Regions from separate parts of the Homo sapiens genome. Here all the other regions are linked to region 1. Evidence: chromatin contacts called from ENCODE Hi-C or POLR2A ChIA-PET data. All regions are on one chromosome and are shown on one strand. Each heading gives the region's core, a stretch centred on a gene start or an enhancer-like site at or near the end of the contact. The rest is flanking DNA. Distances are from core to core; before and after follow the strand shown. Region 1 overlaps RAPGEF2 (Rap guanine nucleotide exchange factor 2). Region 2 overlaps FNIP2 (folliculin interacting protein 2). Region 3 overlaps FNIP2 (folliculin interacting protein 2). Region 4 overlaps FNIP2 (folliculin interacting protein 2).

Region 1 (7,033 bases), core at 4,003-6,502:
TATCAAACCAGACTATAAACTTCTTAAATAAATTCAATTACATTCAGGGTTTCTTCTATTGCTCTTACAGTACATCATCCCACATGAAACTTGTTTTAAACGGTCTGTGCCACAAGGAGCCTATAAACTAGGGGAAAAGACTACATTATTCTGCTATTATAGATGCAGTTAGGTGGCTTTACAGATAGACTCCATGTAAACTTGAGACTTCTTAGTTGTATTAACAGGAGTGGCAGGCAACACATAAGTAATGTTTCACTACGTAATATGAACTTGACCAACGTGGATTTGGGTATGTAGGAAAAAAAAGAGAAACTATGGCAAAGACATCAAGAAATCTCTGCTCTCAGACCCCGAAAAATGAAAGAAAGTTTACTAGAGATAAGCAAAAGACATGCAAATTAAAGGAAGAAGCAATCTGTGTTTAAGCTTTTCTTCAATCAGGAGGTCAGCAGCCAAATATTAGTTACCACAGATCGCATAAACAACAAAAAGGAAAACGGAAGACAAGTTTTCTTATCCTTTCCTAAAAGCAAGCGGGACTAAGCAATGTCTTGAAATAGGCACACATTGCCTTTCATTTCTAATCTTCCTATCAATTTTTTCTACCTTCTCACCAGGTGTCGAGACCTCACATTACCCAAGCCCCATATCGGCTCACTATGCCCTGGTCTAAGAATTAAAGGCAGGCAATCTGAACACATTCAATAGGAACCCTTAAAACTTGCACATGAACTGTCTGTCGGCATTTGTACTTCCATAGTCCAAACAAACCTCTAAGTGGTATGAGATTTCAGGCAGCACAACCAAGAGAAATGAAATCTACCAGGAGTTGTAAGGGAGGAGATTTAGGGCATGAAAGGCCACTGCAAAACAATCCAGCTCTGCCCTGCCCAGGAGCTACCCCCACTCCTTTCCTGCCCATAGTGGTCACTCCTATTTCTCCTCCTTCACTTCTCACACAGAAGTTTCAACCTTCATTTCCCCTTAGTTGTTGGCTTTTCTTAAAATAATTAGTTGGCATGGAATTGCCTCTACCAGCAAAAAAACAGAAAGGCAAGTGAGTAAGAATGGGGTGCTGAGAAGTCCCGCTCCTCAAACCAACCTGAAATGTGCAACCATTAGTGAAAACTAAATATGTAGCATCACAGAGCAAGACTTTTCTCTTAAGATGCACAAAGAAATGTATGGCCTTCAGGGAGTTACACTTTTAGATTCTTTTTTTCTCTATGCAAACAAGAAACATTCATAGAAGGAAATTTCAACCAACAACTATAGAAAAATAATGCTGGAGAGTTAAATTACCTAGAGTGTCTCAATTTCCATTTTGGTCAAAAAACTATGACACACAAACTGAAAAATTTCTAACCTTCCCAACTGCACTTCCCAAGACAAATGAAATTCACATGACTACTACTATTTTAAAGGACTCTGAAAAAAAAGTAAGCTATTTTTTCCCCCAAATTCTCTAGTCATTGAGCACAAACAGGAACATGTTGCTTTAACCAGGAAGCAGCATTTTTTAGAACAATAAGTCTTTCGTTTTACCCTAGGAAGGACATCCTTTTTTCAAAATAGATGCTACTTGAAAGTAGACTGAAGTTATAAAACCATGGTAGCACATTGGACAAAGATATTGATAAACCAATAAAGCTTTCCCTTTTTTTGTCCCAAATGTAAACCAGATTCAAAACCCAAAAGCATCCTTTAAGTACTTTAGGGGGGTGATTGTTCACAACCTATCCAAGTCAATCCTCTTGCTCAAAGTCTGTTAACATAATACATGCTAGGTCAGGCGTGGTGGCTCACGCCTGTAATCCCAGCACTTTGGGAAGCCGAGGCGGGTGAATTGCCTGAGGTCAGGAGCTCAAGACCAGCCTGGCTAACATGGAGAAACCCCCGTCTCTACTAAAAATACAAAAACTAGCCGGGCGTGGTAGTGTGCACCTGTAAGCCCAGCTACTTGGGGGGCTGAGGCAGGAGAATCGCTTGAACCCGGGAGGTGGAGGTTGCAGTGAGCTAAAATCGCGCGGCAGCACTCAAGCCTGGGTGACAGAGCGAGACTCCGTCTCAAAAAAAAAAAAAAAAAAAAAAAAGCATAATACATGCTAATGGGAAAGAAGTCAGAGGGAGAGTACCCCACATCCTGGGCTCTCTAATTTCTCCTTAGAGACTCATTCAGAATATATAACGGGCTTCATAGCAAACTTACAATTCACTTACAACTAGCTTTTAGTTTCATTTGTTTGCAGCATCAAGATCTCACTAACAATGTACAGTATGTCGTAATATGATCTTTGGAGAACTGAGAGCAGATTAATATTTCTCCACCTCCTCTCCTGACTGCCTGCCCATACCATATGCTGGTGCAATCCCTCCTATCCTGTATAGACTCTTTGCTGCTTGTACACAACAAAAAATAATGGGGTGGGGGGATTATGTTCCACTGCAGCATGAGAAAAAAGACATATCTTTTTCCTTTAAAAGGGGTTTTGTTTCATATATGAACCTACATATTTAACTGTATTTGGAAGTGGATTGATTCCTTTAAAAAGTCTTTCTTAATGGTCAAGGAAACTGAGGCCAAGACTGTGTCATAATTAGCAGGCCTATGGAGGTTGAGGCCTAAGTGGTAAATGTCTATGGACTTAAACATAAGGAGGAAGAGAAAGGAGCATCTTGCTTAAAGCGACACTGGTCACAGGACCAGAACTGTCCTGATGCCAACATATTCTTCCTTGTTGATCCATCAGAGAGAGGAACTTGGAAAGATAAAAATGAAATTTATCCTTTTGGGCAAAAGATCACTAGCAATGAATTAGAGAGTTACGTCTTGAACATTATTAATAACGGGGTTAAAAGCTAGATTATCCAATGCTCAAATTCACATCTATACCCAAATGGTGAAGGGGCAGAAAAGGGGAAGTTCTGCAAGTTTCATTATGTTTATTGATACGGTATGGTTAAGTGGATATGCTATGGTTAAGCTGCAGTGTTTTATTTAGGAGATCTCAAATACTTCTACACTAAAACATACAAAAGAGCTATCCTAAGAAGGAGAGAGATGTAATAAAAGGAATACAAGCTTTGGAGTCAGATGGGCAGAGTTCAAATCCTGATCCCCACCACTCCCTAGCTGTGTGACCCTGGGTTTGTTAGTGAGACCATATTTGCAAAAGACGGTGAATAATATCTATGCAACTAGGCTGTGTGGCTGAAATTACACATAGTTTCAGTACTGATAGTTTCATGGCAAAATCAGATCCTGGAAAAAAAGGTGATTGAGTTCACTGCCAATGAGATCTGAATAAAAGCACAAGTAATCCTAAGAATATAAAATTTAAAATATTCCTGAGACACTATATATATCAGAATTTTTACAAATTAATGTATCCTTTTATGATGTGTCTGTATGCCAAAAAAAAAAAAAAAAGTTGAATGAATTCTTATAATACTTATAAGGGTCCCTAAATTGTCTGTTTTATAAATCCAGATTTTTATATTAGGTTTAAAGAGAAGTGTACCTGACATATATTTTATCACATCTGTTATAAATATACTTTCCAAATGACATTGGTAAGAAATCTCATATCCTTAAGATTGAGAAAGAGGAGAATGGGGAAATTTTCCAATTTGAAAACAGCCACTTAATTTTTCCTCCAAGAAAGATTGGCTAGGAACATATTTAAGACTGGCAGAGCTGGACAACAAACTGTAAGTATTTTCCTCTCTAATGTAAGTTTACCTTCCATAGCTCAAGACTGTTTTACAACACTTAAAATGAAGTCGTTAAAAAAAATTCTGCATGCATTCCATTAACATTTGGACCTACAGACTTTCTACCTTTAAAACATTCCTTATAATATTTACACTTCACTCTTAACATTGTTTAAAATTACAAGAGGTTTCCCACAAGTTTCAGGTCACATTGGAGTTACTGAAACTGACTTTGAAGACCTAATTTAATTTAGCACCGTTCTTGGATATTTTTTCATCTGTGGATGGTATTAGAAAACAAATTAAAATTTTGTATATATTTTCTTCCAAAATATATCCACACAACTGAAGTATTATTTGAAAAAAACCTGTTATATTGAAGTAATTCAATATAACACATCAGTAGCATATTGTCAGGTTAAACCTTTTTAACATTTTTTTGCAGTATTTCCCAAAATATGCCCCACAGTACCTTGTCCTATACAACATTGTATAGCATATATTTCTGCCAGGTTCACAAACTACATTAAAGTTCATGCAGGAGAGGGACTAATAACTTTACCCACGAATTTCCCAAACAAGGCTAATGCTGTCTTTGAGGTGGGGGCGGAGGGTGCCTGTTACCTCCAGAGCACGTATCTGCTAACACTGTGTCAAGCACACCATGTTCAAACCACCTCGTTCCAAGGCTCCCCACACTGGAATGAAACCCAAACACCAACAACCTCTTGTACCCTTTCCACATGATGACCAGCAGTCTTTGGGTACAGCCTAACACAAAGTCCCTCCAAACACTCTTCCATCCTCCTCTGCTCCAAGACCCCATTTAACACTGGCAGTGAACACTTCCTTTCTGAGCCTCTAAAGTTCTTACCACCTTGACCATTCACATTAGGGCCTTCACATGTGCTCTATGTGGGCACTTTAATAGGTTTGTATTTTATGTCCTCGATCAGAGAAGCACCTTGAACAAAGACACTCGTCTTCTCTTACATCTCTTTCTCAGCTCTGCATCTAGCAACGAACGGTGGATGTGCTGGGTGCAAAGAAAGAAAAGGGCAACATTCCTGCAGGGGTGGTGGTATGCATGATCTTAAGCACTCCCTGAGAACAGGGAGAGAAAGAAATGCAGGAAATGTGTTTTCAATCTGTGTGTTACGGCTTCAGAAAACTCACACCTATACAGGCTGAAATAATTCTGTAAATAACCACAAGGTGGCAGACTGGACCAACCGTCCTTCCTAGAACCCAAAAGCAGTCGCCGGTCTCGCAAGTGAGTCAACACAGAGATGGGGGTTTAAAGCATTCCTGAAGATCATCTTAAAGAATATGATGATTCCTTTCTCTTTATGTCCCTGACGAAAAGGGGCAGGAAGTCGGGAACAAGTCCATCAGCACTCCTATTAAAACTGTTTAACTTCTATCATCCTTAGCAGGGAAATGTTTATTTTAAAACAGCCTCCCCAGATCTTTGTAAAGCACCAGAGCAAATAAAACAAAAATGTCATATCACCAGCCTGCTGAGGTGCTTTGTGCATCCGAGTGACTCATACCCCAGAGTTACATCATCACATACTTTTGAACAATGTAAGAAAAAAAATCCATAGCAGAGTGTATGGTTTTCAAAAAAAAAATTATTATTTTAGAGTTACAATAATTACTTTAACCCTAAATCATATGAAGGCAAAATACTGTTTCTGAACTTACTAATTTACACCCAAAAGAAAAACAATCTCCTAGGATTGTGATTTCATTCAAATTCACATCAAAGCCCAGGAAAACCTGATAATGACATTACTGGTCATTGCTGATAAGGCCCTCGTATATTTCTTCAGCCTCGGATTCCTAAACATTATAAGACACATGTATGGCTTAAACTTTATTAAGACATATGTATGGCTGAGTGCAGCCATATATGTAATCCCCACAAATGGCTTGAGTCCAAGTTTGAAACCAACATGGGAAACACAGTGAGACCCATCTCTATAGAGAAAAAAGAAAACAAAATTAGCCAGGTGTGGTGACGAGCACCTGTGGTCCCAGTTACTGGAGAAGCTGAGGTAGGAGAATCACTTGAGCCCGGGAAGTTAAGGCTACAGTGTGCTGTCACTGTGCCAATGCACTCCATTCTGGGCAACAGAGCAAGACCCTATCTCAAAAAAAAAAAAAAGAAAGAAAGAAAAGACATGTATGAAGAATGCTAGAAGTAAATTATAAAGACTCAAGTCATTCCCTGTTTGTCTAAAACTTCTTCAGGTTTCTTTTCCAGAGGAAAAAAATAAACAAATCAATCAAAAAACTTCCTCAAGTGTTTTCCACTGAAAAAGGCATGCTTTTTTAGACTGAGTTTTTGAACAATTCCTAAACTTGAGACAAAGGTGATTAGTAATTACCTCATTAATTAGCCATAAAAATTACAAAACAGACTTGTAAATTACAACAAAACACTCTTTTATCCCATTCGTCTTCTAATTCAAGTTGGTGTCAGGGAGCCCCAGAGCAGTCAAGTGTCAAGGGACAAGAGCTGAAGAAGGTACCAAGTACTTCATAAATTTTAAGGGACAGATGAAGTATCATCTATAATCTGCATTCTCAAAGAGTTTATCTCTCATTGAAGAAAACACAAGGGTTAAATGATATAGTCACAACAGAAGTCACAGGCAGTTTTTATGATTACCAACTGGGTGTTATGTTTAGCAACCTAAAATGCATACTATGCACCATGTTAATTGTCACGTCCCTGGGAAAAATGATCCCGTAAGCAAGTTTCACTTGTTAAGTTACGATTTTTCATTAGAAGAAGCAACAATTTAGTTTTCACCAAAAACTCATTTTGTTAACAAATAAGAAAAGAGAAAGTGTCCAAAATCAGTTCGCAATTCCTGTTTTCAAGAGTCAGTATAAATATTTCCCCTTCAGAACAATGTATTACACCACCAAGCCTACAGCTTCCCAGAATTGCCATCTCTTAGGCAGCAAAAATACATTTAACAAAAGATATCTTCATTTTAAAAGTATCTTATTTTAATAGACTCTCAGACTGCAATATTTGTAGTCAAATTTTAATTTACATGTGTAGATTAACATACTATATTTGCACTGGTTTTTTCCATCAAAAGTTAGCAGGCTGTGAATGATTACATTTAACATTTAAGTAAAACAACCAAAAACAGAAATCAGCTGCGTATACACACAGAGAACAGAGGCACAGACATACACTCTCTCTCTAATAAAATGATTCCTGAACTATCTTCAATTTCAATTAAAAAATAACATCAACCAAACACCTTCCCCACAAATTCTCCTCTATCAGTAG
Region 2 (6,735 bases), core at 2,579-5,078, 350 kb after region 1:
CCTAGTGACATCTGAATGAGTGTCTTGGGATGCAGAATTCTGAGCACCCGTGCTAAGTGCTAGTGACACAATGATGAACAGGACAGGTATGAATGCTGAGCAAACCAGTGTGCCACCAAAGCAACCATGGTTCTGCACCCCGACCTGCCAACTATATTCTCTGTCAGTGTGCTTTCCACCCAAGGAAAAACATGGGAATCACCCTTAACATACTCTTCCAAATCTTTTTTTAAAACTCCAAATACATACACACACACAGACACACAAGCATACATACGCTGACGCACAAATACACACTTACTTATGCACGGTTGCAGAGGCGGAAAGAGAAAGATAAATCTGGGCCGGGCGCGGTGGCTCACGCCTGTGATCCCAGCACTTTGGGAGGCCGAGGCGGGTGGATCATGAGGTCAGGAGATCGAGACCATCCTGGCTAACAAGGTGAAACCCCGTCTCTACTAAAAATACAAAAAATTAGCCGGGCGCGGTGGCGGGCGCCTGTAGTCCCAGCTGCTCGGGAGGCTGAGGCAGGAGAATGGCGTGAACCCGGGAAGCGGAGCTTGCAGTGAGCCGAGATTGCGCCACTGCAGTCCGCAGTCCGGCCTGGGCGACAGAGCGAGACTCCGTCTCAAAAAAAAAAAAAAAAAAAAAAAAAGAAAGATAAATCTATCAGCCCTGCTCAGCTAGGTTCCTCTCTCTCGTTATAGCTCAAACCAACTTCTTCCCACTATATGCAGACAGAAACCAACTGGTTTTCACATTCTTTATTACTAACTTCCACCCACCTCCTTCATTTATAATCTGCTTTTTCTTGGGGTACAAGGGCCACATGCCAACTGTGATTCTCAACCTGCTGAAAATTCTACTCCATACTTTTTAAACTGCAGACTGCTGTGAGACCCTGGAGCACTGTGTCTCAAAAAGGGCAAATGCATGGCACAAATCCTAACTATGAAAAAACAAAGTTCTCCAGACCCATTTGCTGGTAACTTCCCTAGTATTGTTTTTCCAGCAAAATAGTAGAAAAGATTCTACATGGGTTTAAGAAAAAGTTCAATATATCCTCCATCAATTAATATTCTTTTGCCATTCAATATTTATAAAACATTTCTTCCTTTTTATCTTGTTAGCCAATATTTCTCAATAACCTTAACCCCTATCCTTATACACACACACACACACACACACACACCCCACACACACAGTGTAAAAAATGCCATCAGCCTTTTATCCTTCATACTCAGATTAGATCTTGCCATTTCTTTCTGTTCCCATACAAGGCTTTCTTCCTTTTACTGGTATGTTCTATTTTCTTAGGATGCCCATATACATTCCCAGAATCCTTAGGAATTCTTATAACAAAACTGGAAAGTACATGTTTATTATTCTGGATCAGAGAGCAAAGGAAACAAAGCAAGGTAATTTACCTGACTGGCAATATTTCTTCCTCATCCAGTTCACAGTAGGCTGTATTACCTCTGCTTGATTACAGTTTTTATTGGAGATAAAAGCCAAAGAGCAAAAACAACATCGATGTGAAACATTTAAGAGTACTCTGTTGAATACTTGTCCTCATATTCCTGGAGTAGAGCCCTCGAGCAGGCATTATTTCCCAAGGAGAAATTACAGTAAATAACTTTAACCTCAGGGGCTATTCCCACAGAAGGGATGGTTGTACCTGGTACTTTGGAAGCTGTTCCTTAGCATGATGTGAAGATCCCCCAGAAGAACTGTGGGAAGAGATGCTGCTGCTGCTACTGCTGCTGACACTGCTGCTTCCCTGGCAGCACTTGGCTGATATTTTAATAGGAACATCCTCTGTTTTCTAGGTTAAGAGAGACAGGCAAGGTAAAAGATTACTAAGTATATCAGGTTCGTCAACAGTTCTTCATTGGGAATTCCTTTTTAAAAGCATTCTGGTGCCTAGGTTGCATTAAAAAACAGAAGCTTTTTTTTTTCCCCAATAATGACAAAAACATGGTTTGGGATGGCAGAATGCTGAAGAAGGGTTCTAGACAAAAGGAGGTAGGTTATGTATTAAGACTTTATCCTCTTTTAATAATTTAACTATTATTTACACTTCAATTCACATAATTGACCTCTGTTTTGGTTATTTGAGTTTTGATTATTAGCTTTTTAGTATTATGTAGAGTCATAATCCATTACATTGATGAGGAGAAAGATGAGGCTTCAAATCTAAATTTTTACTAAGCAAATGGAACTAATAAAACAAAACTATTAATTTGGGCAGACTGGCTCGTAGGGTTTTTTGTTTGTTTGTTTGTTTGTGAGATGGAGTCTCACCCTGTTGCCAGGCTGTAGTGCAGCGGCATGATCTCGGCTCACTGCAACCCGTGCCTCCCGGGTTCAAGCAATTCTCCTGTCTCAGCCTCCAAGTAGCTGGGACTTACAGGTGCCCACCATCACGCCCAGCTAATTTTTTTGTATTTTTAGTGGAGATGGGGTTTCACCATGTTGACCAAGATGGTCTTGATCTCTTGACCTCGTGATCTGCCCACCTCAGCCTCTCAAAGTGCTGGATTACAGGCGTGAGCCACCGCGCCCGGCCTACTTGTGTTTTTAATGACACACCTCCTCTACTACTCCTTTAAAGGTAACAGGAAGGAAAATCATGAGGTTGAATTTGTAAGGGATGAAACCAAAACCCTGAAACAGGAGCTACTGTGAATTACATAGCATGTGATGGAAATATGGTCTTCAAAGGTTAAAGACAACAGAGGATGCTCTACTATACATTCCCTAGAGTTTGCCACTAATTTTTATCACAGTGACAAACGTATAAGGATAAACCTTTATTAATATTTACCTCTCCCCAAACATATTACTCCCTACAGAAGCTTCCTGCACCCTCTATGATAAGTTATTTCTATTCTGAGTCTTCTTTGCCTTTTTTTTTTCCTTGTGTAGCTTTTGCTTGGAAAAAAACATGAATGCAATTGCAGCTTATCTAATCTCCAATGTGACAGTCACACTGGTGGTCTAATGCAAATGCCTGCAGTCATGTGCTTGATACAAACTCATGACGTTTTGTGCTTGCCAAGGGAGGCTGGGGCGGTGGGGACTGAAAATGGGAAAAGAACGTAAGGAAAACACAAAATGTGCTGGACCACAACTGTCACTCCAGCAATGATGGCATTCAAAGTGGCACTTGATTATTCCTGAGCACCCAGCACTCCCTCAACACGCTAAAGATAAAGCTGTTACTCAATCTCACTTAAGCCAGAAACACAGCCCCTCAGAGGGCCTAAGTGACACGAGGTGCCACTGCTTCAGACTGCTAGACCCTTTGGCTGGAGTACAATGCTGAACAGTCTATAATTGGAGAAACCACCTGGTGTAGTGAATAGAGCACTGACTGGATTCTTTTGTAGCCTTGGGCAAGCTACAAACCTCCTGAACCTAAGATGCCTTTTTGGTTAGATGAATGCTTCTAAGAAAGCCTATGTTTCCAGATTCCAGCATTATCAGTGCTCTGGTACACTGAAGATTCCAGTTCCTTTTGAAAACTTGTGTTTCTTTTCCCCTCCACCTGCCACCACTATGAGCAGCCCCAGTGATAGCTGCTCAACTAGACCATCCATGTGAGGCCTTCAGAGAAATGGGAAATAATTCAAGAAACTAAGAGGTAAACCATCTCCTGTCCACCAAAGGGTCAAGTGCTGGCTCACCTAAATTTCTGTTACAAATCTAACCTGGAAAGCCTACAGTGAATCACCTGAGAGATTTCTTGGTTTCCCCCTCCCTCCCTTCACCTACCTAACAAGCCCAACAACTACTGTAATGATTAGCCACCTGGCAGAACTCCACTTTAAAACACTGTGGAATCCACCCAGCTAAACTGTGTTTAACCAAACACTTCCTTCCTGCAGAAATGATCCTTATCAAAAGCAGGAAAACAACCCCTTGGCCCTGATGAGACAAAGACTGCGTTATAAACTGTTCATTTACTTAGCTGCACATTCTACAAACTGCCAGTATTTGGTCAGTATGGGTAGCAACTTATTGAACATAAAAAGAATGAATACAAGTGGATTTATTTAATTTGTAGGCATCTGAACAAATACTGAAAAGAGAATGAAAGGTCTAAAGTGAATTTACAAGTACCCTGGTATCATATCCAAAAAAGACCCAGAAAGGATCAGACTCTCCTCACCTTAAACATGTTACTTTACCATTCCCATTCTGGTTCCAAGGGATCAAGAGCTGCTCTATCCTCACTCTACCCATTGCTTGTCGCCCACCCTACACCACCACCACCACCACCACTACCACCCAACTCTCCACAAAAAAAATGGGAAATAAATAAAAGCTCCCCTGGTCAGAAGGGTTTGAGAAACAATCCTTTTTGAAGATAACAATGCAGGTTTGCATATGGAAGTCCTGTAAATAAGCAAAGCTGTTTAATTTTGTTTAACCCAGTGCTACTTATTATTATCCATGAGAAACACTGGACAGAATGATCTTCACACTAACACTTTATCACTTTATGAATTTTAGAGTTCTGCTTTCCCATTACATTTGAGGCACTCACTTGGCATCAAAATCTTACTGGATTGCAACTCACCAGCAAATTTACCTCTAGTACTATTAATAGTACACTGCTTAGCTCCTGCCATGATTACTTGCTAACAGTTTCACTTGTGTTTAGCAGTGAGCATACTCATGCCTGTTGGGGGTAGGGCTTTGATTAAAGGATTCAATGCTTGCTTATGTTTCTTCTGAACCATTAATGGCACTGTATAATATAACTCAAAGAGAAGATGATAGATTAATAAATGATTGATCAGAAGGGTGGTTAAAAGCACAAAAGAAAAGGAGAAAGCAAATCAGCATTTCATACCTGAGCTGTCACCTCCTCAATCTTTTGAACAGCTTTAGAGTCAAACAAGACTTGTCTGCCTCTCCTGTCACAGTCCTGGTAAACTATCAGGCGAATCTCATTCAGGTCAAACTCCGAACATGACCAACTGTGGATTAAAAAGGGCAAAAGAAGTTATGTTATCTGCAGCACATGAGATGATCACAGACAGATAAGCTTCCCAGTCACCATGCCTGTGTGCACATCAAAAGGCCACAAGCATGCAGGGCTAGTGATCCCCTCAGAACTGGGGCACCAGTGAGCCTGGGACAGATAGCCTTGTATGTGGATTCCAAAGGGCCATATGAAAATTGCCAGTTTTCATGATAAGGGCTGAGAAGACTGCTTTAAATAATAAATCACTGGAGAGAAAGCTTCTCCTTCCAAAGCCAATTTGGACACAGATGGCAGTCAGAAATCACAAGGACATGCAGAGAAGACTAAATTTGGATGCCTGGGTTCTGGGGACAGCATATCCGAGTTAAAGGAGTGTTAAGGCTTCTGTGTTATTGGGCAGGGAACCATTTGGAGCAAGTCGGTAGAGCCTTCTCTTCTTTCCCTCACCCACACTCAGGTCAAATTAAGAGGAATTACATACCCTAAAATTTATTATCTTCCCCGATTATGGCTAGCTCTAATCCAGGAGTTTCAGAAACCAAGTGCATCACTGTAGAGCACTGGAATTGCTAGCAATTACAGTCAGCAAGAAAGGAAGCATGTTTCTAAGCAAACCAAAAGCAACTGGGATAAAACTGCTCTGAGGAAAACATAGGTTCATTCTTAATAAATTACAGAGTGAGGGAACTACAGAAAAGATAATCATTTAAAAGTGCACTGCTTTGGATATACTCAGTTTTTAACCCATCAGTCCAGTCAACACATATTTGAGTGTCTGTGATGTTCCAGGCACTGTGGTTGCTGCTAGAGACTCAGCAATTAATTAACCAGACAGACCTGGTCCCCACCCTTATGGAGTTCATGATTCAGTGGGGAATGTTAGGCAAATAATCACAGACGAATGTATCACTACAAACTGTGAAAAGTACAAAAAGGAGCAGTAAACAGCTTCAGATTTCCAGATTGAAGGGGTAGGGGAAAGGGACAGAGAAGTCCCTAAGGACTTGAAGTGACATGTAAACACAGACCTGAAGAAGCAAAACAAATGATGCGCACCATAGGAACAGAGAAGGAGGTGGTAAGGTGTAAGACTGCTGCACTGGAGAAGGAAGAAGAAAAAAGGCCAGAGAGTGAGTGCCGTGAGGTGGAAAGGACGGCAGGCAGGGGCCAGGATCATGTTCTCCCTCCATGAGAAGCCAAGGAAAACAGACGCTTGATAAGATCAGGTCTGCACTTTTTGAAAGTTCAATCTGGCTGTTAAGGAAAATGGGGGTGGAAGAGATGAAGACTGGAAGCAGGAAGGCCAAACAGAATTCATAATAAGAGTTCTGGCCCTTCATAATGAAGGCTAGAGCTCCAGCAGCAGAGGTGGGGGAAAGGGGACAGACACTGGTGGCATGCTCAGAGGACAGAGTTGAGCCGGTTTCCCAATGGACTGGAGAGGTGCCCGAGGTGAAAGGGGGCCTTGCTTAGAGAAGCTGAGGGGGAGCTCTGACAGGACAGAGGAGGATAGATGGACACACAGACAGACTAACAAAAGCAAACTGTAAAACTAGGAGATGATATAAATGAAATAAGACACATCTGGATTCAAACCCAAATGCCTCTGGCCTCCTAGTTCTTCATCAGTACAATGAGAATATTAAGGCTGCCCTCACAAAGCTGTCCTACAAAGCGTAAAGTGCCTCACACAAAGTGTGACACACAGTAAGTGCTCCAAAATGGCAATAATTGCCTCA
Region 3 (7,192 bases), core at 1,623-4,122, 280 kb after region 1:
TAATAGCCTACCAACCAAAAAATGTCCAGGACCAGATGGATTCACAGCCAAATTCTACCAGAGTGTACAGGAGCTGGTACCATTCCTTCTGAAACTATTCCAAACAATAGAAAAAGAGGGACTTCTGCCTAACTCATTTTATGAGGCCAGGCCAGCATCATCCTGAAAGCAAAACCTGGCAGAGACCCAACAAAAAAAGAAAATGTCAGGCCAATATCCCTGATGAACATCAATGCAAAAATCCTCAATAAAACACTGGCAAACTGAATCCAGCAGCACATCAAAAAGCTTATCCACCACGATCCAGCTGGCTTCATCCCTGGGATGCAAGACTGGTTCAACATACACAAATCAATAAAGGTAATCCATCGCATAAACAAAACCAGTGACAAAAACCAGATGATTATCTCATCTCAATAGATGCAGAAAAGGCCTTCGACAAAACTCAACACCACTTCAAGCTATAAACTCTCAATAAACTAGGTATTGAGGGAACGTATCCCAAAATAATAAGAGCTATTTCTGACAAACCCACAGCCAATATCATACTGAATGGGCAAAAACTGGAAGAATTCCCTTTGGAAACCAGCACAAGACAAGGATGCTCTCTCTCACCACTCCTATTCAACTATTCAACATAGTATTGGAAGTTCTGGCCAGGACAATCATGCAAGAGAAAGAAATAAAGCGTATTCAAATAGGAAGAGAGGAAGTCAAATTGTCTCTGTTTGCAGATGACATGATTGTATATTTGGAAAACCCCAACATTTCAGCCCAAAATCTCCTTAAGCTGATAAGCAACTTCAGCAAAGTCTCAGGATACAAAATCAATGTGCAAAAATCACATGCGTTCCTATACACCAATAACAGACAGAGAGCCAAATCACAAGTGAACTCCTATTCACAATTGCTACAAAGAGAATAAAATACCTAGTAATATAACTTACAAGAGATGTGAAGGACCTCTTCAAGGAGAACTGCAAACCACTGCTCAAGGAAATAAGAGAGGACACAAATAAATGGAAGAACATTCCATGCTCATGGATAGGAAGAATCAATATTGTGAAAATGGCCATACTCCCCAAAGTAATTTATAGATGCAATGCTATCCCCATCAAGCTCCCATGGATGTTCTTCACAGAACTGGAAAAAACTATTTTAAATTTCATATGGAACCAAAAAAGAGCCTGCATAGCCAAGGCAATCCTAAGCAAAAAGAACAAAGCTGGAGGCATCATGCTACCTGCCTTCAAACTATACAACAAGGCTACGGTAACCAAAACAGCACGGTATTGGTACCAAAACAGATATACAGACCAATGGAACAGAACTGAGGCCTCAGAAATACCACCACACATCTACAACCATCTGATCTTTGACAAACCTGACAAAAACAAGCAGTGGGGAAAGGATTCCCTATTTAATAAATGGTGTTGGGAAAACTGGCTAGCCATATGCAGAAAACTGAAACTGGAACCCTTCATTACACCTTTTACAAAAATTAACTCAAGATGGATTAAAGACTTAAATGTAAGACCTAAAACCATAAAAACCCTAGAAGAAAACCTAGGCAATACCATTCAGGCATAGGCATGGGCAAAGACTTCATGACTAAAACACCAAAAGCAATGGTAACAAAAGCCAAAATTGACAAATGGGATCTAATTAAACTAAAGAGTTTCTTCACAGCAAAATAAACTATCATCAGAGTGAGCAGGCAACTTACAGAATGGGAGAAAATTTTTGCCATCTTCCCATCTGATAAAGGGCTAATATCCAGAATCTACAAAGAACTTAAACAAATTTACAAGAAAAAAACAACCCCATCAAAAAGTGGGTGAAGGATATGAACAGACACTTCTCAAAAGAAGACATTTATGCAGCCAACAAACATATGAAAAAAAGCTCATCATCACTGGTCATCAGAGAAATGCAAATCAAAACCACAATGAGATACCATCTCACACCAGTTAGAACGGCAATCACTAAAAAGTCAGGAAAAAACAAATGCTTGAGAGGATGTGGAGAAATAGGAACACTTTTACACTGTTGATGGGAGTCTAAATTAGTTCAATCACTGTGGAAAACAGTGTGGCGATTCCTCAAGGATCTAGAACTAGAAATACCATCTGACCCAGCCATCCCATTACTGGGTATATACCCAAAGGATTATAAATCATTCTACTATAAAGACACACGCACATGTATGTTTACTGAAGCAGTATTCACAATAGCAAAGACTTGGAACCAACCGAAATGCCCATCAATGATAGACTGGATAAAGAAAATGTGGCACATATACACCATGGAATACTATGCAACCATAAAAAGGATGAGTTCATGTCCTCTGCAGGGACACGGATGAGGCTGGAAACCATCATTCTCATCAAACTAACACAGGAACAGAAAACCAAACACCGCATGTGCTCCCTCATACGTGGGAGTTGAACAATGACAACACACACAGGAAGGGGAACATCACACACCGGGGCCTATTTGGCGGGTGGGGGGCTGGGGGTGGGATAGCATTAGGAGAAGTACCTAATGTAGATGACGGGTTGATGGGTGCAGCAAACCACCATGGCACGTGTATACCTATGTAACAGACCTGCACGTTTTGCACATGTATCCCAGAACTTAAAAGTATAATAATAATAAAAAAAAAACTAATAAGGCAGGATTGAAGTATGAGGCTGGTAGAGAGATATAAACAAAAGCAAAAAAAAAAAACGACAAAGAGACATGTTGCAAGTTAACTGCAAAAGCAAACACCTCATAAGGGGGAAATACTTTGTAAATAAAGTATGTAAGAATAATCTATGACAGGAAATGCCAAGAGCCGAACAACACAGGCGTCACATTCTGGGTGTGAAAGATGAGAAATCTAAGCAAAACACAAAGGCCCCAGTCTCTTAGGAGGCTTAGATAATTTAAACGTCGACATTATAAATATTTTCTTCTCCCAAGTGAGGGGAATCATCATCATGGATAAGCGGGGGCAGTTCCCCAAATGTACAATGTCTTTTTGTTCTCTTTTGAAAAATCAAGCTGACAGTAAAACAGAAGTAAGAATTACTTCCCCTAGAGAAGTTATAGCAAATACCCTCTGGAGGATGATAGGCATTTTTAGTAACATACAAGTCTCCTCTTTGGTGGGCTTATAATAAAGGAAGGAAAGCACTGTCCCCCCACAGACACGCAGGCAGGCTCCTCAAGCCTAGAAGGGCCTTTCCTGCCACCAGGTGGAATGTGCCAACCTACTCCTCCTCCAGGAAGTGAAATGTAAACACAAGCTGCTGCTGCATGTCCCACAGCTTGTGACTTCAGCATCTTATTCAGTTACTAGAAACGGGCAGTGTGGGATTAAATTTTCTTTTCAAGCATAAGATAATCCACAGAGAAGAGCAACAAAGCACGACCAGCCTAAAGTCCTGCGATTGATTGTAGGTGTGAAACCCAGTATCAGATAACGGAACATGCTGTTCATTGGGGAGTTGCAGAGGCACGTATCTGATGGACTCCACATACTTTGATGGGTTACCAGGGCCTGAGGTTTAGGGTGACACAGGCTAAACACGTTAGTGGGTACAATGCTAGGGATACCTATCAAAGGGACAAGTGACGGCACTTCACAGAACTCACCCCAGTACGACACCTAATTCTTTCACATGGACTCGTGTGTGTCCCCGGAGATATTCAGATAGCATTTTACTTTTAAGGTACATCTCCTGTAGTCTATCTTCAAGATGCATGATGCACTGCAAAGCCAAGAACATTCACAATGAGGGCTAGAAGTCAAATCTCTGCCAATATTTTAAGAGTCAGAATTTTCTTAATTCATTTCTAACTACACAGCTTTTATCTCATCAGTTTCAAATACACTTAAAAAATCACAAGCCATCTCAAACCCTACCACTACCAGGTATAAGAATAGGTTCTTGTAAAACAAAGTTTACTTTTGCTAACTATTAAGATTTACATATGTATTATTCTAGTCTTTTTAAACAAGTATTTTTTTCATAGTTGAAATCATTCCAAAAGTGTTTCTTGCCTTTAAAAAACTTTATAATAATCCTTTCCCATATTAAGAACTTCTTGATATAATTTTTATAGCTAAACAATATTGAGAATGTGAATTTACACGTAACCACATAGCAAATTGCATTTTTGTTATAAATAATTTAGTAAACAGTATGGTTTTTGTTTTTTTCCCCCAATAGCTCAGATTATTCTGGCCCAGTACATTTCCAGAGGAGACTGACGGGAACAGGTCATTTTGAACCTCCCCCACAACTTTTTTTTCTTTTGCTTTCAAGAATGTATTTTAACTAGGTCTTTAATAACAATAAAGAAAAGGCAATTATTTTCAGGACATCTTTACCCTTGGAATAGTGTTCAGCTTCATTTTTTTAGAGAATAGCAACCATCTGTGTCTTTCACCAGAGGCAAATGCTTTTGCATTTGGCAGGCAGATACCCGAGCATCTTCAGTAAGACACCTGATGGCTTTGGCAAGGGTAATTCCATCATACCTAATTTTCTTCTAGACCATTAGGCCTGTTATTTTCAAGGTAAAAAGATTAACAGATGCATTTGAAAATGTTGATCTTGACCATCTGGGCTGATCAACGACATGGAAAAAATATCTATCAGAGATGCAATCTTTTCAGTTTTTCATTGGTTTAAAATCTTAAATACATTGTGTCAGGTGGATGAAACACAACTGCTAAGTGACTAAGAGTAATAAAGTAAGGAGGATTTCACCAATTCTCATGGAAATGCTCCTCCAAGTAAACAAGGTGGTAAAAGGATCTTTATTAGCTTTCAGTTCCTTATGGAGTGAAATAGAAAATTTTTAGTAAGAGTCACAAAATATTAAAAATAATATTCATATTACATTGAACCCTTTCTGTTTGGAAAAAGTAATTACAGTGTTCACAGCCTATATGAAAACTGTATGATGCAGTGTGGAAATAAGAACTGTGGTCTATATGAAATATATACTAGACGTGAAATCAAAGCATTTAGACAACTTTTAGCCAGTCATAGTGGCTCACGCATGTAATCCTAGCACTTTGGGAGGCTGAGGTAGGAGGATCACTTGAGCCCAGGAGTTCAAGACCAACCTAGGCAACATAGTGAGCCTCTGTCTCTACAAAAATTAAAAAATTACCTGGGCATAGTGGCCCACACACCTGTAGTCCTAGCTAATCAGGAGGCTGAGGTGGGAGGATTGCTTGAGCCTAGGAGGTCAAGGCTGCAGTGAGCCAACATCATACTACTGCACTATAACCTGGGTGACAAAATGAAACTCTGTCTCAAAAAAAAAAAAAAAAAAGAAAACATTTTTTAAAAGACTTGATTATTCCATTGAACCATGCTGGGGGCTTTTTAAACTCCTCTTTCTGGGATTTTATTCCTGAGATGGATTTCTCCAATTTTTAACTTCTAAAATTTCAAATAGCTACCTTCTCTTTTTGTATTGAAGGTTCTAAAAGCCATTTAATCACAGGTTTCATTCAAGTGATTTTTTTTAAGGAGAATTTTAAACTGCAGATAAAATTTTCTTTGATCTTGGTTTTGTCAGGTTAAATAAGTCATTCACACTAGTAAGTGCTTGAACACACTTCTGTCCAAAGGAAGTAAAAAGAATTAACTATAACAATTTATTGCTTTGATAACCAAGATATCAACTGTGACAAGACGTATGTATTATAGAATGAAATATAAAAGTTTGGCAAATACTTATGAAGTAAACTATGAAGTCTAATATACATTACTTCTCTTACAGAAAAGGAAACATTAACCTCTAAATCAGCATAACTCAACCTGCTTTTAGAAGGAGAAACTGCCTACTACTGTATAACAAAAAATAAGATCATAATAATCCACAAGTGCTTCTCATATTGCCCCAGGACAGATGTCTTGCAAGAGTACGCTTCAGCTTAAAGCCCAAATAAACAGTTTGGAAAAAAGGTGTTGTCAGTCTTTGCAACCATTAATATTGTTTCATGAAACTAATTGTTATTGACTATCATACTAATAGTAGCTGTTTACTGAGTGCTTATAACATCTAACACTATTCCAAGTGCTTTACATTCATTCTCTAATATAATTTCATAACCATAGGAGATAGGTTCTATTATTTCCCCAGCTTTGCAGATAAGGAAATTAAGGCTTTGAAAGAGTACATGGTTAGGAAGTAGCAGAACTTGGATTTGACCCCAGGTTATGGGGCTCTAAAGCTAACATATATGGCTTTTAAAGTATTTTATAATATTGGCATGGTGCTTTAGCAGTAAAAAGCAGTTATATCCCTAATTTTCAGAAGATTCTCACAGCACCCTTGTTGAACAGGTACTATCTTTCTTTTACAACTAAGAAAGCTGAGGTTCGGAGAGACTCGGGATTGTCCATTGTTACACAACTAACCAACGGCAAAGCCTAGACCATAACCCAGCTACGCTCAGTGGTCTTCCTGCCTTGCCACACTGTCCCGACTTTGATAACAACCAGACGGTATTTCAGAGCACCTTCTTCAAAGTCATAAAAGTCTAGACTCTTTTTGAGGAATGGGTACAAGTATAGATTTGGTCATAAAAACCCAGGACAATGACCATTACATTAGCAATTAGCGTAGGTAATTAATATTTAAAAACTTCCTGCTTTGTTGGGTAAACAGGTTTGCATCATTTTTGGAGGCCAGGAAGCAGATAACAGATGTTTTGGTTTGGGGCTGTGCTGCAGAGAACAGCGCTGTGCAGACAGGAGGGAACAGCAGAGAAAGCAGACTCTTTCCTCACACACCTGTCTCTGAGGTCAGCCCATCCAAGCTCTACCCAGCTATATGCCATATGCCCTTAAGCTTCTCTCTCTCTTTTTAAGTGTTCATCACCACTGGAAAAGCTTTTCTTCTTTTGAAACCTTTCCCCCTCCCTCTCTAAATGTATTTTCTCTTTCTTTCAATTTCTCTGCACATACGCAGATACTGAGAAGATTTTGTCATGCATGTTAATTCCAGTGGCTGGGGGGAGCTACTGATACTTTTCTAAGAGTGTATAGGCTCTGTCTGTTGTTTGTATTTAAAGTATTGTTACGAAAGTGATTTTAAAATCCCATTTGGAAAGAAGCGGATTGCTTGAGCCCAGGAACTCGAGACCAGACTGAGCAACATGGCAAAACCCATCTCTACA
Region 4 (7,082 bases), core at 366-2,865, 390 kb after region 1:
AGCATTACTGCCTGAGCTCCACCTTGTCAGATCAGTGGTGGCATTGGATTCTCATAGTAGTGCGAACCCTATTATGAACTGCGCACGCGAGGGAGCTAGGCTGCACACTCCTTATGAGAATCTAATGTCTGATGATCTGTCACTATCTCCCATCAACCCCAGATGGGACCTTCCAGTTGCAGAAAAACAGGCTCAGGGCTCCCACTGATTATGCATTTGGTGAGTTGTATAGTTATTTCATTATTTATTACAATGTTATAATAATAGAAATAAAGTACACAATAAATGTAATGTGCTTGAATCATCCCAAAACCATCCCCCACTCCACTGTCTGTGGAAAAATTGTCTGCCATGAAACTGTTGCCTCATGCCAAAAAGGTTGGGGACCACTGGTTTAAAGGGAGCAGCATGCCCATTTGGGGCAATCAGCAAAGATAATCAGAGGTGGCATCTAAACCGAGTTTGGAAGAAGGAACAGAATTTCTACAGAAGTAATTTTGGAGGACGGAATAGAAAAAGAAAAGTCTTAAAGAGCAAGAGATGAATTTTCTGGGCTCTTTGGCAAATATTGGCTTAATATCTTCTGACAACTACAGCTTCATGAATATCACAACTTAGAGTGTTCAACTACACCTTAAATTCAACATGTACAAAACCAACTTCTCCTTGTAACTTCCCTATTTCCACTAATTATGCTACCCACATTATTCGGGCTCAAAACTTGGAAGTTACTTTATATATCATGATTTTGTCTATTCTTTTTGTTTACAAGTATCTCCCCATCACTTCCACATCCTGTCCAGCTTTCCTCTGAAATGTGACTCATGTACATTCCTCCATCCATACCGGTTAGGTCCCCAAGAAAGAGAAAGCAATGGTAGACATAATAAACCCTTCATTACTTGTAAGTTTTGATGCAAACCTCAGTCTAGGAAGCTGAACTGGTCCAGGCTCTGGAACTGGATGGAACCAGATGGAGAATTCCAGCTGTGAGGACTTTAGGCCACCTAGAGCCTAGAGCAATGCAGTTCAAATGTCCTCGTCCCCTGCCCTGACAAGGCCACACTAATTCACTAATTTGTGTGAAATTTCACTAATCTGATGGTGAACGGACTCCTGAGAAGGCCAAGCAAAAAAGAAAAAAAGATCAAGCCTGCTTGCCTCAGTGCTTCAGGCAGAGTTGGTCTAGATCCACATGCCAAATATTTCTAAGATGAAAAGAAAAGTGGAGTCTTCAGAACAGACAGGTAATAAATGAGATTTACAATACTTTGGAATTTGAATTAAAGAAGAGAGACCCAATTATTTTCTCCTTGAAGGTAACTTGCCCCTCTCCAACTAAAAACATCTCTGAGGTAAACCTCTGCAGGGAAAATGATGAGTTGGAGGCCCTGTGCCTTGTACAGAATGGTTTCTAAAATAAATGGAGAGCAGAGCACAGGTCTAAAACACTATGGCAATGCTTTCACCCCAGGGAAGTTACCTACTGTGGTCTGGTGATTGGACCACAACAATTCTCACCATCAATTGCTAATCTTGACATAATTCTGAAAGGAACTCTCCTCTTAAATAGCATTAAGCATGCTAGCTTAGCATGCTAGCAGGTCACGGCAAGCTCAAGACAACTCACTCTGCTACTGCTGTGTTAAACACAATATTGACTTTAACAGTCCAAGCTGTAAAACTCAATACTCTGCTGGAGTAAACTAAAGAGCAGCATGGCACAGTAATCAGCTATAAGATCAAAGTCCAATACAAACTGGATTTGAAGAATGAAGACAAAATGATGAACAAATTAAAGTGTGGATTTGCACCTACTGGAACTAGACTGCTTTTTAACAGCTTTAGTTGGAGCAAGCAGAGGTTGTGCGCTTCCCTTGGCACATTATCTAAACTAGCACCCACCCCCTACATACAATTACAGGCAGTATTTAGCACTCTGTAGATAAGATTACTGGACAATTGGGAGCTTCCCCACCCCCAGTTTCTGATACAAATGTCTCTCCCTCTCCCTCCCTTTTTCCAACCCTCTCCCTTTTCTGTTTGTAAAAATACAACAATCGTGAGAACTGAATTAGTAAGAGCCTTCAAACACAAACTCCTTTCCTCGCAATAAGTCTGGAATTTTAGGATTAGCTGCCATAACTGACTCCTCATAAATGTTTGTGAAATGAATCAAAAGAGGCAAGAGAACTGTCAAGAAACTAATTTGAGGAAAAAAAAAAAACAAAAAGGAAGCTCCTGATATTAAAAGATACAAAAAGAGATAGTTATGTATCTGGTAGGTTTACCAAGTACAGATTTTGCCATAGGCTGGAGGGAAAGCTTAAAGGCTGGGAGCATGAAGCTGTCAGCTTGTAAGAGTTTTGTTTTTTCCCTTTGAAGATAAGAGAGGTCTGGGATAGGGGAAAGAAAGGGAAGACTGGGGAATACACGTATGTTTTACTTGCTGATATCATATATCATATACACTAAAACTGCACTAACTTGCATCCCAGCACCAAAATTTAAGTTAGGGTCCCTGTGTTTAGCAAGCTGCTCCACCAATCCACTACTTAAAACCTCAGTGGCTCCACATTGCCTTCAGAGCAGGAACTCCACCTTTTGGTAAAGACAAGCTACTTGCCATTTCCCTACAACCTTGAGATCAGTAGAGATGCATTTAATACAGGGAAAGAGCTGGAGGGAAAGACATAATATTTAAGTCTCTGAGAGTTATAAGAGTCACTACATATTGAATGTCTAATAGTTGTCAAACACTGTGTAGTAGGATTGATAGGTATTATCTCTAGTCTTCAGACAAACTTGCAAGAAAGGCAACTTTACACCTGTTTTACAGATTAAAAAAAAGAAAAAAAAACTCATTTAGAGAGAATAATGTGCCCCACATTGTAAGTGGGAGAGTCAGGTTTGAATTCAAAAATGTAAATCCAGGCTGGGCCCAGTGGCTCCCGCCTGTAATCCCAGCACCTTGCGGAGGCCAAGACAGGCGGATCACTTGAAGCCAGGAGTTCGAGACCAGCCTGGCCAACATGCTGAAACCCCGTCTCTACCAAAAAAATACAAAAATTAGCCAAGCATGGTGGCATGCGCCTGTAGTCCCAGCTACTCAGGAGGCTGAAGCAGGAGAATCACCTGAACCTGGGAGGCGGGGGTTGCTGTGAGCCAAGATCGCGCCACTGCACTCCAGCCTGGGCGACAGAGTGAGACTCTGTCTCAAAACAAAAACAAACAAAAAATGTAAATCTGTAACAAAGGCCCTACTCTAATAAGACTCAAAGTATAGACTGGGGTCCCTCCCCATCTACACTTTGGGGTTACCTAAATTTAAAATTTAAAATTAATAATGCTTGCAACAACTTGCACAATTCGGTCCAAATGTATCTTGCCTCACAAGAACACTCTGATTTCACAGAGACCGGTCCACCCATTTTTAACTCAGGAACACCTCTAAGGTAAAAAGTTTTTCACCTCTATGAATTCTACCTATTAGCTCTTATCTCCTCCATAAAGCCTCCCTAACTAGCCCAGATTAAAGAGCCCTCCCTCACTCCTTCCTTTCATCTTAATAGGACTTTAGAGACTTGGTCCTGAACTACTGTTTTGTATTATTAATTAGTTTTTCACACATCATATATAATTGCACAATTAACAGTAAGCTCCCTAGAAATAGTACTTAGACTTCATACTTTCTTTTTTCTTTTTTTTTTTTTTTTGAGAAGGACTCTCCCTCTGTTGCTGAGACTGGAGTGCGGTGGCGCGATCTCAGCTCACTGCAACCTCCGCCTCTGGGGTTCGAGCGATTCTCCTGCCTCAGCCTCCTGAGTAGCTGGGACTACAGGTGCACGCCACCACACCCGGCTAATTTTTTTGTGTTTTTAGTAGAGACAGGGTTTCACCATGTTGGTCAGGCTGTTCTTGAACTCCTGACCTCAAATGATCTGCCTGCCTCAGCCTCCCAGAGTGCTGGGATTATAGGCGTGAGCCACCGCACTCAGCTACACTTCATACTTTCTTATAAACCTCACAAAATCTACCACTGAATCTCAGTCTTAAGTACTTCAAATATTCATCTGCAGAGAGAGAATACAGATCATATATTAATAAGAGCTGACTGACTTCAGTTTGAATTCCCAGGGTCACTAGTAAACCACTCAATTTCAGGCAAGCCTCAAGTGTTCATCCATAAATTATGGTAAATTTATAATCTATAAATTGGCTAATAAAAATATCTATCATCAAAGGATAACTATGAGACATGCGTGAAATGATTTAAGTAAAAAGCTCTTGGTATAGGGGCTAGCAAATGGTAAAGAATACTATTATTTTTTAAATGTTAGAATGGGCTCCCTTAAAATTCTTGAGAAATAGCTATTCTAAAAGCATTCTAAAAGATTTCTAAAAGATTTCAGGGAAGTCATTTATGTACATATTCTACAATTATGTCTTCACTAATTAACAAGGTTTACAACATCTTTATAATCATAAATAAGTGGCTATTTGTATTATAATAGAATTTTATAGTTTTCCTTTTTTTTTTTCTGAGACAGGGTCTCCCTCTGTCACCCAGGCTAGAGTACAGTGGTGCGATCATGGCTCACTAAAGCCTCAACCTCTTGGGTTCAAGCGATTCCACCACCTCAGACCCACAAGTAGCTATAACCACAGGCATGTGCCTAGCTAGTTTTTTTTTTATTTTTTATTTTGTAGAGATGGGGTCTCCTTTTGTTGACAGGCTGGTCTCAAACTCCTGGACTCAAGAGATCCTTCCACCTCAGTCTCCCAAAGTACTGGGATTACAAACATGAGCCACCGTGCCTGGCCTCTAATTTTTATTTTTTGCCCACACATTTTATAGGATATTTATGGTCAGGCAAGGTGGCTTATGCTTGTAATCCCAGCACTTTGGGAGGCTCAGGGTGGGGGAATCACTTGAGCCCTGGAGTTCAAGACTACGCTGGGCAACACAGTGAGACCACCCCCGCTCCCGTCTCTACAAAAAAAAAAAAAAAAGGTGGGTATGGTGGTGCATGCCTGTCTGTGGTCCTAGCTACTTGGGAGGCTGAGGTGGGAGGGTCACTTAAGCCCGGGAGGTTGAGGCTACAGTGAACTGTGATTGTACCACTGCTTCCAGCCTGGGTGACAGAGTGAGACTCTATCTCAAAAAAAAAAAAAAAAACCACGACCAACAAAGGATATTTACCCACAATCTCATCACCCCATAATGTCAACTGTTCTTTATTATTTTTCTGTTTTTCTTTCTAGTTCTTGGTCATACATTTGCATATTTTACTAATATATTCATCTTGTAGATACCAACTGTTGCTGGTTGTTTTCATTTAACATAAACATTTTATATTAACACTGTCTTCATAATCATTTAACTATTATATTACTATCCTACAAAGCTGACATAACAATTTAGATACTTCCCTGCTGCTGGACAATTGTTAAGATCCTTTTATTTAACATTATAATGATAATATATAAAGAACATCTTTGTGCACAAACATTTGTTTTTTTAAACATTTTCATGCACAAAAGTTTTTTCTCTTAAGTTACTGAGTCAAAAAAGTATGAGCATTTTTAAGTCTGGAAAGCACAGCCAAATTGAGCTGTAAAAGAGTTTAACAATCTGCACACATGTTGAACTAGACAAGTGATCAACAACTACTAAGAATGAGCTAGGGTCCAAGTTTCCCCACCACCCTACCACTGCTATTTCTTCAGGGTACTTTAAATCATCTCCACTAAACAGCCGCTATCATATGCTGTTAGTAGGCGTATAAACAGGTGCAACCTCTCTGGAGTGCGGTTTGGCAGAAATTCCAACCTGGGTTCTCATCCTGGAAATATACTTGAGCTTATGGCATAAGAATCTTTCAACCAGGAAGTTCACCATTTCTAACAATAAAGCCTGAAAGTAAATACTCCATCAGTAGAGGACTGGTAAAATTACAGTAGTGCCCTCTTATCCACAGGCGATACCTTTCAAGACTTCCAGTGGATGCCTGAAACAGTGCTTAATGCCAAACCCTGTATATACTATGTTTTTTCCCATACATACCTATGATAAAGTTTAATTTATAAATTAGGCACAGTAAGAGATTAACAACAATAACTAATAATAAAAATAGAACAATTATAATATACTATAATCATAGTTATGCGAACGTGATCTCTTTCTCAGGAAATATCTCATCATACTATAGTCACCCTCCTTCTCCTTGAGATGATGTGAGATGACAAATGCCTATATGATAAGATGAAGTGACAGTGGAGATTCCATTGTGCTACTCAGAATGGTGTGCAATTCAAAACTTAGGAATTGTTTATTTCTGGAATCTTCTTTCTTCTTTTTTAAATGGTACTGCTCCTTGCAGAGCAGAGCTAACTCACAGGCAGTGCACCCAGAGTTGCTCCATTTCTTGAATTTTTGATTTAATATTGTCAGACTGAGGTTGACAGCAGAAAGTGAAACCTCAGATAAGGGAAGACTATTGTAGTGTGCTTGGCTGCATATGCAAATTACCCAAGGAGAGTTTCATGAAGACAAACATAAAGCCCCAGCCCAGATCTATTAAATCAAGATCTCTGAGAAGCAGTCTGGACATTTAAAGCTCTCTAGGTGACTTTAGTGTCTGACCAGACTTGAGAACTACTGGGTTAAGTGTTATACATGAATTTATTCAAAGGAATACAAAGCAACTTTTAGCAAAATGATGAACAGTGTAGGCAGCAACTACCACTCTGTCTGAGGGAAAGAATTTTTTTTCCTGTATTTGCATAGAGTATTTCCAAAAGGATACGAAAGAAACTGGTACAGCAATGGTAGCCTTTGGGAAGGGGGATTGGGGTGTGAAAAGGCTTACATTTCAACATATTTTATATGAACTTTTAACCAGATATGTTTGAAAAAATCTTAAAATAAAATCATAATTTCATGTATAAGCAATTTCTCAGGTACACATGGCACTAAGCAATATATGGCAACCCCACTGCAGGGCCAGTTACCAGCGTCCACATGGTCTTCCGTGGAGCCTGTGCACTCAGCACCAAGTGGCTACCAGGGGTCCATCTCT

What was found. A loop is a pair of places that touch in the nucleus more often than their neighbours do. ChIA-PET counts read pairs that join two places held with the same protein, here RNA polymerase II (POLR2A). Pooled maps may share reads with other maps.
Region 2: a map with no recorded cell type shows a loop between it and region 1 (4-fold over the local background). The contact joins two enhancer-like sites. A Hi-C loop is called at or near these places in 1 of 168 maps with a recorded cell type or tissue (PC-9), 6 of 37 single-sample maps with no recorded cell type and 11 of 50 pooled maps. POLR2A ChIA-PET finds 5 or more read pairs at or near these places in 3 of 52 experiments (K562, PC-9 and activated T-cell).
Region 3: a map of endothelial cell of umbilical vein shows a loop between it and region 1 (5-fold over the local background). The contact joins two enhancer-like sites. A Hi-C loop is called at or near these places in 9 of 168 maps with a recorded cell type or tissue (Calu3, K562, endothelial cell of umbilical vein and 5 more), 10 of 37 single-sample maps with no recorded cell type and 17 of 50 pooled maps. POLR2A ChIA-PET finds 5 or more read pairs at or near these places in 6 of 52 experiments (A673, H1, HEK293T and 2 more).
Region 4: a loop to region 1 is called in a pooled map, with 1.8 times the contacts of the local background. The contact joins two enhancer-like sites. A Hi-C loop is called at or near these places in 2 of 168 maps with a recorded cell type or tissue (endothelial cell of umbilical vein and heart right ventricle), 3 of 37 single-sample maps with no recorded cell type and 7 of 50 pooled maps. POLR2A ChIA-PET finds 5 or more read pairs at or near these places in 2 of 52 experiments (T-cell and activated CD4-positive, alpha-beta T cell).

What each region holds. Positions count from the first base shown.
Region 1 is chr4:159,173,615-159,180,647 of GRCh38, reverse strand. All of the region lies in intron 1 of RAPGEF2 (Rap guanine nucleotide exchange factor 2), which reads right to left. Among named protein-coding and RNA genes, the nearest start is that of MIR3688-1, 48 kb to the right of the region's middle. RefSeq lists an enhancer at 4,530-5,262. Within about 2 kb of position 5,252, at least 14 of the 41 ENCODE cell types and tissues checked have a DNase peak (open chromatin) inside an H3K27ac peak, as active enhancers do; they include PC-9 and endothelial cell of umbilical vein, where a contact is called at or near this core.
Region 2 is chr4:158,824,169-158,830,903 of GRCh38, reverse strand. It overlaps FNIP2 (folliculin interacting protein 2), which reads right to left. Exons shown (of 17, transcript NM_020840.3): 2 at 4,862-4,988; 3 at 1,679-1,825. Among named protein-coding and RNA genes, the nearest start is that of FNIP2, 59 kb to the right of the region's middle. Within about 2 kb of position 3,828, at least 10 of the 41 ENCODE cell types and tissues checked have a DNase peak (open chromatin) inside an H3K27ac peak, as active enhancers do; they include PC-9, where a contact is called at or near this core.
Region 3 is chr4:158,892,316-158,899,507 of GRCh38, reverse strand. FNIP2 (folliculin interacting protein 2) reads right to left here. Exons shown (of 17, transcript NM_020840.3): 16 at 3,643-3,758. SPMIP2 (sperm microtubule inner protein 2) reads left to right here. Exons shown (of 5, transcript NM_152543.3): 5 at 5,791-6,374. The coding sequence ends at 5,805. Among named protein-coding and RNA genes, the nearest start is that of FNIP2, 130 kb to the right of the region's middle. RefSeq lists a silencer at 2,717-3,011. Within about 2 kb of position 2,872, at least 4 of the 41 ENCODE cell types and tissues checked have a DNase peak (open chromatin) inside an H3K27ac peak, as active enhancers do; they include endothelial cell of umbilical vein, where a contact is called at or near this core.
Region 4 is chr4:158,777,669-158,784,750 of GRCh38, reverse strand. The region is part of intron 1 of FNIP2 (folliculin interacting protein 2); the gene reads right to left. Among named protein-coding and RNA genes, the nearest start is that of FNIP2, 12 kb to the right of the region's middle. Within about 2 kb of position 1,615, at least 6 of the 41 ENCODE cell types and tissues checked have a DNase peak (open chromatin) inside an H3K27ac peak, as active enhancers do; they include endothelial cell of umbilical vein, where a contact is called at or near this core.